Regions from separate parts of the Homo sapiens genome. Here region 1 is linked to region 2. A link is a contact called in ENCODE Hi-C or POLR2A ChIA-PET data. All regions are on one chromosome and are shown on one strand. Each heading gives the region's core, a stretch centred on a gene start or an enhancer-like site at or near the end of the contact. The rest is flanking DNA. Distances are from core to core; before and after follow the strand shown. Region 1 has its middle 40 kb from the start of CTBP2. Region 2 overlaps CTBP2 (C-terminal binding protein 2).

Region 1 (5,891 bases), core at 2,636-5,135, 53 kb after region 2:
GTTGAATTTTTATTATTAAATTGAAACATTTCTTTGTATAATCTGCTTATTAATACCTTGTCTGTCATGTATGTTACAATTGTTTTCTCCCAGTCTCCTTCTTTTAACTTAGATTATGATATTTTTATTTTTTATTTTCTCAGAGATGAGTGTCTCACCCTGTTGCCCAGGGTGGGGTACAGTGGCACAATCACAGTTCACTGCAGCCTCAAACTTGCGAGCTGAAGCGATCCTCCTGCTTGCCTCCTAAGTGGTAGCTGGAACCACAGGTGTGTGCCACCGTGCCCAGCTAATTAAAACAATTTTTTCCTTTTGTAGAGATGGGGTCTTGCTTTGTTGTCCAGGCTGGTCTGGAACTCCTGGCACAGTTTCTTTTTTTTTTTTTCTACAGAAATACTCATTTTTTTTTTTTCTCCAGAGAAATACTCATGCATGCTTAAGAAGCCAAGACAAGGATGTCCATTGCAGCATTGTTTTTAATGTGAGACTCTGGAGAAACCCGTATGTTCATCAATAAGGGACTGGTTAAACAAATTAACAACACATCCATACTGAGGATTGGGCCACTAAACTGTAGAAAAAAGACAAATGAGGCCAATATGTACACAGTGATTTGGAACATTCTGCAAAGCAAGTTGCAAAAGATACATAGAGTATGATACTGTTTAAATTAATAAAAGCCCAGCAGATAAAAAAACTCAACTACATATTTCTTTAAATGATATTTTTATATGCTTGTTATTTATATTTATATTTATTTGTTTATTTTTTGAGATGGTGTCTCACTCTGTCGCCCAGGCTGGAGTGCAGTGGCACAATCACAGCTCACTGCAGCCTTGACCTCCCGGGTTCAGGCGATTCTCTTGCCTCAGTTTCCTGAGTAGCTGGGACTACAGGTGTGCATCACCACATTGAGCTAATTTTTAAAATATTTTATAGAGATGGGGTCTCCCTACATTGCCCAGGCTGGTCTTGAACTCCTGGACTCAAGTGATCCTCCTGCCTTGACCTCCTAAAGGGCTGGGATTACAGGCGTGAGCCACTGTGCCCAGCCGATAGTTTTATATGCTTCTACTGATAAGTTCATAGAAACAAATCTGGAAAGATCCACACTGTACAAATGCCAGGAGTTACTTTGGAAAGGAGTCTGGAATTGGAAGTGAGGTTCTGAGGGGACTTGAGTTGTATTATTTGTATTATTTTAACCTGTATTATTTGAATAGTTCATAATGAGACCATATTCCTATTTTATATGGTAATTGATGCAGAAAAACTGCCTTGTAACATAGGCCCCAGCAGATCCTGTGAGGTCGCCAGAAGGCCGGGCACACCTGGACCCACCTGTTTCATCTGCGCTGAATCCACAGAGATAGTCCAGAGGAAGAGAGGAGGAGGAAAGAGAGTGGAATCTATCGAGCATCTCCTACGAGTCAAACCCCATGCTAGGGCATTCAACTCGGAATTATCAGAGCTGAGTGCAACTGCTGACCTTGTTATTACCTGTGTGACCTTGGGCGAGACAGTTAGCCATTCAGCTATTTGGGCCTCCAGTTCTTCATCTGTAACATGGGGATGACATCACTTGCATTGTCTGATTTGTGCCAGACAGAATTCAAGGTGCTAACCGAACAGCTTCAAGGACCCACAGATCCAAGTAAGAGAATGTGAAACGGCGAAACAATTTGAGGGCCTAGGATTGCTTTCTGACCATGTGGGTCACAGGGTAGGTGTTTAAGAGATAATCCTTGAAGGTACCTGTGAGATGGTGTCAGCTCTTCTCAGCGCAGGGCTGAGCCTTGATGAGTGCCTGGAGGCTTCTTAGGGTTTTGCTGTTCTCAGTCTGTGCCTTTGAACCTTTGATGTAAAAGAGGCCTTCAAACAACAGAAATAAAGTGGGTGTTGATGCTGGCATGGCATTTACAGAGTTAAATCCACAAAGGGAAGTAAGGAAGATTCCAGATGGAGAAGACCCTCCAGGGGAAAAATTAAGATGAGAAGAGCCATCCATTAGGGGCCATGTCTTCCCTTTCTGAGACCATCTCTAATGCGATTCATCAGTGTCAAGGCCAGCAAGAAAGACCTGCAAGGATCAATTCCTCTGTGCAAGATAAAGAGTTTAAAATAATTGTATATATGTAAAGTATTTGCCTTCTCATAATTGAAGAGAACAGAGAGAGAGTCAAGAATATTTCAGGGAGAATGTCTTCGCTTCATGTCTAGAGTCTGCAGCATCATGCAGATTGGTTAGTAGCTGGCAAAGAGCCAAGAAGCTTAATCAATCTCCAAAGTTTATTATGAGTAACCCCCAAAGCTAATGGATCATTCTTAGCAAGAACATCATCCTGGTTATTTCCTCATTTTTATAAATTGATCTATAACGTTAAATCTGGGTCCTTGAGAGGGCTGCTAGGGGCATTAATAATCAGTGAATCCAGCAGAATTCTTTTGTTTCCAAAAAGATCAAATGAAACTGTTCTTGTTTAAGTTGGGATAGGATCCTACCTGCTCAGACCGCACTCCCTGACCCCTACAGTGGCCCTGCAGTGGCCCCACAGGGACCTCCTACGAACCTTAGGGCTCTAAAGAGCACAGTTTGAAGCACTGATCTCACCAAAGTCCCCCATTTTGCAGATGAGGAGGCTGAGGCCCTGAGACAGGAGGTGACTTGAGCAAGGTCATGCTCAAAGTGCATGTGGCAGACATGATTGGATGCTACTCAGCAGCCATTGCCCAACTCCCTTTGTCTTGCTTGAAGAGCTCATCTCACATTATACGGGCTAAAAATGCTGGCTGCTCACCTTTCTGTCCTCTCTTCCAGCTGCAGCATGGGCACTGACTCAATCCTGCCCAATTCTGGAAAGGGTCTACTTCCCTGGCAAAAAGAAGCCAGCAAGGAGAAACTGTCTTTCTTTTTGACTTTCAATGTGTTTGTGGCGAGTATGTGATGACTGGAGCTGCAGCAGCTATCTTACAGCCATGAGAGCAAAATTTGAAGTTGACTGCTAATTAGCTGGTGTGTAGCCAGGAGACAGGAACCACTCTAGGTGTTTAAAACAGAGGAAATTAATGCAGTGATTGCTTACATAGATGATGGAAGACTGATAAGCCAAAGGGGAATGCCAAAGCACCTCCCCTGCCCCAAGAGGTCAGCAATTACAGATACTGTTAACACTCCTAGGGCTGGAGGGACAGAGGAGGAAGGAGTAAGCACCCAGAAGCTGGAGCTGGGATCTGAAGTTACAGCCGAGAGCCTCTTGGAAGGAGCTGGGAGCATCAGGGTGGTGTCTGATGGGAGCTTGAGCTACGTACAGCAGAGGTTCAATCACTGCCAGAGATGCTGCAGGAAGCACAGAGGGAGGCAGAGACATGCCCGACTCACTCCATCTGCCCTTCAATCCTCCATCAGTGCCTCCCATTGGCTGAACTCCCTAGAATCCTGGGAACTGCAGTTCTCTGAAACAAGGCAGAGCAGAGAATGGAGCTGAGAGCAAATGGGCAGTTGACCCTACCCATCACACTAAGGATGGCATGGCAGAAAGACAGAGGGCCCTGTGGCTTTAGTGATGATATTGTTAAAACATGGACAAGTCCATATCTCACCCGTTGCTGGATATCTCCTTCTGGGGATGGGAAAAATCTGAAGGCTGGATGTGGTGGCTCATACCTATAATTCCAGCGCTTTGGGAGGCTGATGTGTGAGGATCACTTGAGCCCAGGAGTTTGAGGTTGCGGTGAGCTATGATCACACCACTGCATTACGGATGGGGCAACAGAGTGCAACCCTGTCTCAAAAAAAAAAAATCTGAATTCATAAAGCCTCCTGGGCTTGGGCATTTTGTTCTTGTAGGTTAATGGTCTCAGTGCTGCACCAGGTCTGAGTCAGACCCATGTCTTTCAACTGCCAGTCCTGAGCCTGGGCCACTGCACCTGCAGACAGTGACAGAGGCCAGAAACCTGAATCTTTGTCCACTCTGCAGGTGAAGGAGTTCACTTTGACAGAGCAGAGAAACAGAATGAGTCAGCAGCAGGTCCACACGCTCCTTGTTCTACAACAGAAAAGCTGCTCTGAGTAACTCATGCACAGAGTGAGAGAAAGAGGAAGGACCTGGGCAGCCCCCATGACCAGCCCCCATGAACCACTGACACGGTTCCACGTCAATGGAACCATGGACAGAGGTGCCCACGGGGCTAAATCCCAGGTTTTTCCTGGGGCCAATGTGTGAAAGCCGAGAGTTCAGCTGAATGAGTCACCTGAGCCTGTGGTTTTTACACTTTGTTTAGACTCAGAATCCAAGAACACTTTGCTCAGAAGCCCAACGTGGGGTTGGGAACCCCAGGTATCCCCCTCCATCCTATCCCCCAGCCTGTGGGTCTTCCCAGTGCTCTGGAGGCAGTTTGAAAACAGCTGATCTCAGCCTGGCCAAGATGGTGAAACCCCGTCTCTACTAAAAATAAAAATAAAAAAAAAATTAGCCAGGCGTGGTGGTGGGTGCCTGTAATCTCAGCTATGAGGGAGACTGAGGCAGAGAATTGCTTGAACCCAGGAGGCGGAGCTTGCAGTGAGCCGAGATCGTGCCACTGCACTCCAGCCTGGGCAACAGAGCGAGACTCTTTCTCAAAAACAAAACAAAACAAAACAAAAACCAGCTGATCTCATCTCCCTAAGTTAGTTTATAAATGAGGAAACTGAGACTTCGGTTCTGTTACTTGGTTGCAGTGACAGAAACCCTACTCAAGCTAGCCTGGGTGGCCGGGGGACTTACTGGCATAGGCAGGGATGGAGCTGGCCCCAGGGATCAGGGGCATCATCAGCTTGGCAGTTGTTGTCTCTTGTTCCCCTCCTCACACCCACACTTCACCCCACATCTGCTGGCTTCTCTGCATGCTGGTGTCGCCACCTCCTACCGCAGGCCAAATTCTCTTTCATGGTCAAGAATGTGGCTGCTGGTATTTCTGGATTTGCTTCTCCCACTTAGCCCCAGGACAGAATTCTGAATGCCTTTCTCCTGATTCCAGGATGCAGACTTCTGGGGACACATTTGGAGCCTCTGCCTATGGCTTGGACCACTCTTGGCATCAGGGGAATGACATATCTGATGGCCCAGCCTTAGCCATAAGCTCAGCCCGAGGCCTGGGAGGTTCATCCCAGAGAATGTGCAGGTAGCCCAATCACGGCCCCTAGGAAAGGCCTGAGTATGGAGTGAGTCCCCAGTCTGTAGGAGTCAGCTTCAGAAAACCTGGCCTGAGCCCCAGCGGGGTCATGCACTTTCGTTGGCAGTCTTGGAATCCCTCCGGTCCTTGGTCCCATTAGCTATGAAACAGGAAGACCACTTCCCATCTCACAGGCTTCTGGTGATCATCAATGAAGAAAAGAGGGCCAGGCATGCTGGCTCACACCTATAACCCCAGCACTTTGGGAGGCCAAGGCAGGAGACCAGCCTGGGCAACATAGTGAGACCCTGTCTCTACAAAAAGTAAAAAAATAGCAGGGCATGGTGGTATATGCCTGTAGTCCCAGCCACTCAGGAGGCTGAGATAGGAAGATTGCTTGAGCCCAGGAGCTTGAGGTTGCAGTGAGCTGTGATTGCACCACTGCGCTCCAGTCTGGGTGACAGAGTGAGACCCTGTCTCAAACTAAACCAAACAAAACAAAGAAAAGAAGTTGAGGCCAGGTGTAGTTGCTCACACTTATAATCACAGCACTTTGGGAGGCCAAGGTCGGGGGACTGCTTGAGCTCAGGAGTTTGAGACCAGCCGGGGTAATATAGTGAGACCCTATCTCTGCTGAATATAAAAAAAGAATCAGGCTGGGCACGGAGGCTCATGCCTGTAATCCCAGCACTTTGGGAGGCCAAGGTGTGTGGATCACCTGAGGTCAGGAGTTCAAGACC
Region 2 (6,916 bases), core at 3,700-6,199:
AGCTGGGAGTGCTGTAATCCCACCTACTCAGGAGGCTGAGAAAGGAGAACTGCTTGAACCCGGGAGGCAGAGGTTGCAGTGAGCGGAGAACTCGCCACTGCACTCCAGCCTGGGCTACAGAGTGAGCCTCCATTTCAAAAAAAGAAAAAATTCACCTCAATGGCACTGCATTATCACACCATGTAACATGTTGAAACCCTATGTCTAAAATATTGTATACCTATTTTTATTTGATTTACTAAATTCTAAAGCTTTTCTAAATCTCTAAAAGGTAGTTTCCCCAGTAATGCATAACTGCTTAATCGGGAAGTGTACAAAACATAATTACACTGCCTAAAACTACAATATTGCTTATGGGAATATCTCCGTTCATGCATTCCACTTTATTTTGTATTTAATCTCTATTAAGATGTCTATGTGAAAACAGATAGGTATTCTTCATAAACACCATAAATCATAAAGTCATTTCTTTGCTAACTCAAGTCCAAAAGCGGCCCCAAAAGAAACTGCCAGGGCCCCAAAGACTATCACTTTCCATATTCAAGCAGACAAGCTCCTTGCACAGAGGCCTCAGTGCAGAGCCCCAAAACACCTAGCCCTGGGCCAATTAGTCAGGTCATAATTTCTCTCACCATAAATGGCTCTGCATGCAACTCAAAAAGCACCCAGACGCTCCCCAGAAAGCAGTCACTCAAACCAAGAAGAGCAATTCCTTTCTGCTCAAGACCCCAGTTACAAACCTCATATCAAGGGGCAAACAGAGTCCCTTAAATCCTTCTTCATCTAAGGACACCCGTGGATGCTCTTTCAAGTTCACCTTTCAACCCGGGGGACTCCCACCAAAGGCTCCAGACTCTTGAAACTGGATTCTCCTGCTTCCCTTCTGGCCTTCGAATTTGCACCCACCCGCTCATCCCTAGAATGGGGTCATGTGAATACACAACCATTCTCTGGACGGCCTGGTATTGGTGGAGGAGAACCAGTTCGGATCTCGCTCGATCATTAATTAACTGTGAGCCCAGCCTATGCGGCTTGCCAATTCCTCAAGTGGGAAATAATCGCACTGCCTCACAACAGGGTTGTTACTAAAAATAAAATAAGCCAATGTATAACAAAGTACTTCTGCAAACAGAAACAAGCTAGGTTACCAGCCTCGCTGAAGCCTACTAATTAATAAATTCCCCGATCAAGATAAAAAGGATTTGCCACAAAACGAGTTCACTCTCAGTTCTAAAACAGCAGGTATCACTCCCAAATCCGCTTGCATCATGATGAAACAGGCTAGAGGCACAAGTGAGGGCCTCGGGGGCGCTCCTGAAGGTTAAGCATATTTGCCTGCAGTGGGAAGTAAATGCACCTTTTGCTGATCCATGTTCTTGCTCACACGGGCCAATGTTAAAAACATCGACTCTGTGGCATCCATCTTTGACTTGTGTACATAGATAGTAATAGTGTGCTTCACTGAGCAGTTCAGATTTTACTAAAATATAATCTGCAAAACCAATTTCTTTTCTAGCAGGTATGCTCTGACACTGCCCAGCCTCATCTCAATACACACTGCTGCCCGGTCAAGAGTGAAATGTCAAGTGCATCTGAATACGGAACTAGCTCCAATTTTATCAGACACCCAGGAAATTTCCTCTGCCTTCCTAGAAATGCCTGGTAATGTTGGAGGGTGGAGAATCCCTCTTCAAAGAATGAGGATGAGTACAGCAGAAATCCATATTCCAAGTTTCAAATAATTTAGTGGGTTATTTGAGTTATATAAAATCTTCTTTCAACCATTTTTCATGCCAAATGTTCAATAACTAGACTCGAGTGTGTGGGTGTGTGTTGGGGGAGTGGTTTGTTTTTGAAGAAAGCCAGTCTGTGTGCTGCTGTTGGCAGTTTCGGGCTGGCTGCATCAGGCACCCCCTGGAGGAGGTGGCTAAAAATACAGATGTTAGGGCTTCTCCATCGGGACGAAGGGTGGGGCCCTCAGGAGACTCCTGGCCAGGGGTGCCTTGGGGACGCCCCTGCTCCAGAAGCCAACCTTTTGAGCACCCCCAACCCCAGGTACCAGGGCCTCTCTGGGGACTGACTGAGTCACTCGTGAAAACCACCAAGCCCACCCAAGCTTCGTAGTATTAAAGGTATCTGCTGTCCCTTGGGGCAGGGTAGGGCAGGGCACGGCAGGGGGCCAGAGAAGGTTGCTAGCACTTATCTGCTCCCTCCTGATAAAACAGGGCACAAACAGCCACTCCCTGCTAGGAAGAAGAAGGCACAGTTGACGGGAGGATTTGTCTTTCTCAATGACATTCACGCCACCATAACTACTGGGATTGCCATGAATCCTACTACTATCACCACCACCACCACCAGCACCACCGTCCCTAATAATAATAATGGTAACAAACAGCTAGCGTGGGAGCACTTCCCACATCTTATTCATTGTGCACACTCTCCAGGATTTGCAATTGAAGAATATGACATTCTGGCCCCAGACCCCTGGTCCCTGGCCAGCTGAGATGCCCTTGCATTCCAGCATGGGTGGTTTCCCAAGGGCATTTTCAAGGACCATTTTGCTTTTCCAAGTGAGATTTTTTTTTTTTTTTAATTTGAGACAGAGTTTTGCTTTTGTTGCCCACGCTGGAGTGCAATGGGATGATCTCGACTCACTGCAACCTCTGCCTCCCAGGTTCAAGTGATTCTCCTGCCTCAGCCTCCCGATTAGCTGGAATTACAGGTGCCAACCACCATACCTGGCTAATTTTTGTATTTCTAGAAGAGACTAAAATATAATCTACAAAATCAATTTCTCCAAAACTAATTAGAAGAGACAGGGTTTTGCCATGTTGGCCAGGCTGGTCTTGAACTCCTGACCTCAGGTGACTGGCCTGCCTCGGCCTCTCAAAGTGCTAGGATTATAGGTGTGAGCCACCATGCCCGGCCCTAAGTGAGATTTTTTTTTTTTTTTGGAGACAGCGTCTTGCTCTGTTGCCCAGGCTGGAGTGCAATGGCACGATCTTGGCTTACTGCAACCTCTGTCTCCAGAGTTCAAGCAATTCTCCTGCCTCAGACTCCCAAATAGCTAGGATTACAGGTGCGCGCCACCACGCATGGCTAATTTTTTGTATTTTTAGTAGAGACAGGGTTTTTGCCATGTTGGCCAGGCTGGTCTCAAACTCCTGATCTTAGGTGATCCACCTGCCTCAGCCTCCCAAAGTGCTGGGGTTATAGGCATGAGCCACCCCACCTGGCCTCCAAGTGAGATTTTTTAATAGCATGAGTTGAATCCAAAGAAACTGCTGGTCCATGAAATGACCAGCCCACTCTGAAGGTGACAAACTAACTGCCGGACAGGCACCTTCCTTACCCCACCTTGCCATTTCACGCACATGACCTACTATTCACACCTGGAGCCCCACAGGAAGCACAGAGCAGTTAACACTGGCTGGGTGGAGAAAAGATATTTGAACATTTCAATCAGAAGACATTTGGTGATGCTGTACGCACATGCGTACTGTGCCTGGCCCCTAGTGGGTGCTCAGTCAGTATCTGTGAATGAATATCCTAGGAGGACATGATTAATTACCACCCCATTGCCAGGGCCTGGGGTCAGGAACATGCTCAAACATCACAGCAGATCTGCCACCCAGCTGCACCTGGTCCAGTTACCACAGCTGCTGCTGACTGAGCACCCACAAGAAACCAAACAGGATGCCACCAAGCAAGTCGACAGCCCTGGTCACTGACCGGCAAACGCACCCATTCCTCAGGGACCTGGGAGGGTGAAGGGAGCTATGATGATGACGTGTGCACAGAGGGAAGGGCAGACACAGTTCCTTTTCCTCAACAAATATGCTCCTCGGAATGTGGCCTGTCATGCCCACGTTCACTGTGGTTTATGTACTGAGGCCTCAGTAGAGGAGAATTCAAACCTGAGCGACCCTTCTCAACAGGCTTCACCTGGGCAGGGTGGCTGGGGCAGCACTGGGCCCCCACCCTGGCTGCCCATCAGGCAAGGCAGTTTTTTTCTTCCTTCTCCAGGAAGAGAAAGTAGGTCTTAAATAGAAAGTAAATATTTTACTGAGCGTTTCTTGGAGTGACCTAATACGTAGTAACATCCCACAGACTAAAATTAACCTCGTGAACAGTTTTCAGTTCATTGCTTTGGGCCCCAGGAATCAATGAGAAAGAAGACGGCTGCTCCCAAACTAAGCCAGCCCCACCAGCCACTCCCCTTCCCTACCACAGGGCACGACATCTTCCAGGTATTTTTAACATAGCACCATGACAGGCTTGGCAGCTCACACCTGTAATCCTAACACTTTTGGGAGGCCAAGGAGGGAGGATTACTTGAGCTCAGGAGTTCATGAGCAGTCCGGGCAACATGGCAAACCCCATCTCTACAAAAAATACAGAAACTAGCCAGGTGTGGTGCCCTGTACCTGTAGTCCCACCTACTTGGGAGGCTGAGATGGGAAAATTGCTTGAACCCGGGAGGTCGAGGCCGCAGTCAGCCGTGATTGCGCCACTGCACTCCAAGCCTCGGCGACACGGTGAAACCCCCATCTCGGGAAAAAAAAAAATTCTAACAAACACATACGGTACGTCAGGCCAGTTCTAAAGGCTTTAGAAACACTACTTCATTGAATCCTTACAACACACCCTCTCCTTACCCTCATTTTACAGATTCAGAAACCGAAGCCCTTTGCAAAGGCCTCCCAGTGTGGGAGAGAAGTCCAGCATTTCTTTCCATCCCTTCTTTGCCACACTTCCTTGTTTTGCCTCTACTAAGCTCTAGGAGGGCAGGACCATCTCTCCTTGGGCCGAGCCTCAGTGTTTGAAAGGAAGAAAGACATTCACGACCTTCCAGTGGGACCTCTCTGGTCACCAGCCACCAAAGTGAGCACAGCAGTTAGCTCAGTGCTTTCAAAGTGCGCTGCCGGGGCCCCTAGAGCAAAACTTTGGATCTGAGCCAGGACCCTGACATGCCAAGTAACCACCAGGTTGCAAAACTCCCAGCTACAGGCGTGACCAAAAAGGTGGTCCATGTGCTGCTGCAGCCCCCTTCCCACTAACCACAGCGAACCCAGGCTCTCCCTCCCACCTTGCCCGCTGCTCTAGAAAACAAAAGAGAATTAGGAAAGTAAACTCCTTTTTAAGCTTCCTTGCTGAGAAATATTTTAAAAGACTGCTCTGAGGGGCCAAGTAACATACGGGATTTGCTTCTAAGCTCTCGGGCCTGACTGGGACACAACCAGGGACCCAAAAGCACAACTGGGTTGAGTCATAACCCCCCTCCCTTCATCCTCTACGGACATGAGAGCCTCAACTAAGACATTCTCGAATTTACCACAGGAGTGTCTTCCTTTGCCCACTATTTGGAGCCATGTGGCCAATTTAGGATAGAAAAATATTACCCACTATTCAAGGCCTTCCTTAAATGCTGAGGAAGACATCACTGCAGACACAATTCCAACTTTAATTGTGAAATCTCCTGGCTTTTGTCACTTGAAGCCTCATTCTTAATCCCAGGCTTAGCTGAGAAATGAGAAGGATGTGTGCAAGTGGAGGAAAAAGAATCCTCAACCCTGAGTGAAAAGCATGCGCCGTGGAGGAGCGAGGAGAATGGACACTCTGAAGATGCTAGGGCTGGGAAACAGGGTGCTGGGGAAAACTGGCTCGCTGGCCTCAGAGCTGCGGCAGGTCCACCACTGCGCCGTGTTCTGCTGGAGGAACCTGGATGCCAGCTCAGTGGATCTTCTGCCCAGCGCAAAGGATCCCTGAAACCTGGAACAGGACAGGGGACACACCATAGACACGACATGGGCTCTGGAAGACCACTCACAAGGCCCGGCTCACAGGAAATGACCATTCATGGGAACCTGCACGCCGCAGTCATTCTCATGCTTAGATGCCACTTTCCAAGCAACAGCCTCTGAGAAAGCAGCTTCCCCCTTCTCAGTGTCCCAGTGAGGCACCACAGAAAGGAGAGGGCTGGCCCAGGGATGATCCTGGCCCCACCACCCTCTTCCAGGTGGAGTGAAGTGGAAGGAGACCTGTTTAAAAACTGCAGGGGGCACTTAAAATGGGCTGACTCTATTCATACCCAAGCTGGAGGTGAGCCAGGACACCGGGACTCACATGACTGATTTGTCAAGAGACTCCTCCCAGCACTTCCTTGAGTCATCCACAAGACAGAGCAGAATCCAAAGGCCAAGATGGAGGCGGGGGGCACCCAACATCCACACCACCCCCGGCCCCACCAGAGCCCCAGCGGAAACCAAGGATTTCCAGAATACACATGTGCTCACAAGTGTACACACGTGTTCACAAAAAGAAGAGAAGGGTTGTAGAATAGGAAGGTAATCTTATAAAGAAAAGCCTGTTTTTCAGGAAAACCTTCACCTTGTGGGGACCTTACCCTCTATGGAAAGCCAAGGTCAACCTGGGAGCTCCCGCATCACCTGCTCCGGGTACTCTTCCGGTGGAGCGGGGCTGGTCTCTGGATTTGAAGACACACCCAACTCTGTGCCATTCCCTGTCAGTTCTCTGATAGCCTCTTTGAAAAGAAGGCTGTTCCCTTTGTTCAGGAGTATTAATTCAAATTCCTTTCTAAGGCCCACACCACACGGATGCAGGGGAGCGACCCAAAGGAAGTTCACCCGGCAAAACCTAGTTTCTCCCTGGTTTTCACAGGAGTGGTGCAAACAGACTATCACAGTTAGGAGAAATCCTAAGCATCTTCCCTGTCTCTTGACCCCCAACTCCCCAACGTGGAACCCACAAACCAGATCCTATTTCAGGTGTGCACATGGCTCCAGTTGAATGCCAGAGGCAACCAGAGTTGGGGAGGGGTGCATCCCATGGACCCAAGCCCTCCCTCGAGGGAGATGGGGGGTGGAGGGCAACTGAGATCACACTATCCCAG

The links. Hi-C counts contacts between places; a loop is a spot of excess contacts on that map. ChIA-PET counts read pairs that join two places held with the same protein, here RNA polymerase II (POLR2A). Pooled maps may share reads with other maps.
Region 1: a map with no recorded cell type shows a loop between it and region 2 (5-fold over the local background). The contact joins two enhancer-like sites. A Hi-C loop is called at or near these places in 3 of 37 single-sample maps with no recorded cell type and 2 of 50 pooled maps. POLR2A ChIA-PET finds 5 or more read pairs at or near these places in 3 of 52 experiments (MCF 10A, Panc1 and activated CD4-positive, alpha-beta T cell).

What each region holds. Positions count from the first base shown.
Region 1 is chr10:125,197,211-125,203,101 of GRCh38, forward strand. No RefSeq gene overlaps it. Among named protein-coding and RNA genes, the nearest start is that of CTBP2, 40 kb to the left of the region's middle. RefSeq lists an enhancer at 4,496-4,615. Within about 2 kb of position 3,886, at least 2 of the 41 ENCODE cell types and tissues checked have a DNase peak (open chromatin) inside an H3K27ac peak, as active enhancers do.
Region 2 is chr10:125,143,342-125,150,257 of GRCh38, forward strand. All of the region lies in intron 1 of CTBP2 (C-terminal binding protein 2), which reads right to left. Among named protein-coding and RNA genes, the nearest start is that of CTBP2, 14 kb to the right of the region's middle. RefSeq lists a silencer at 1,811-1,920 and an enhancer at 5,959-6,253. Within about 2 kb of position 4,950, at least 19 of the 41 ENCODE cell types and tissues checked have a DNase peak (open chromatin) inside an H3K27ac peak, as active enhancers do.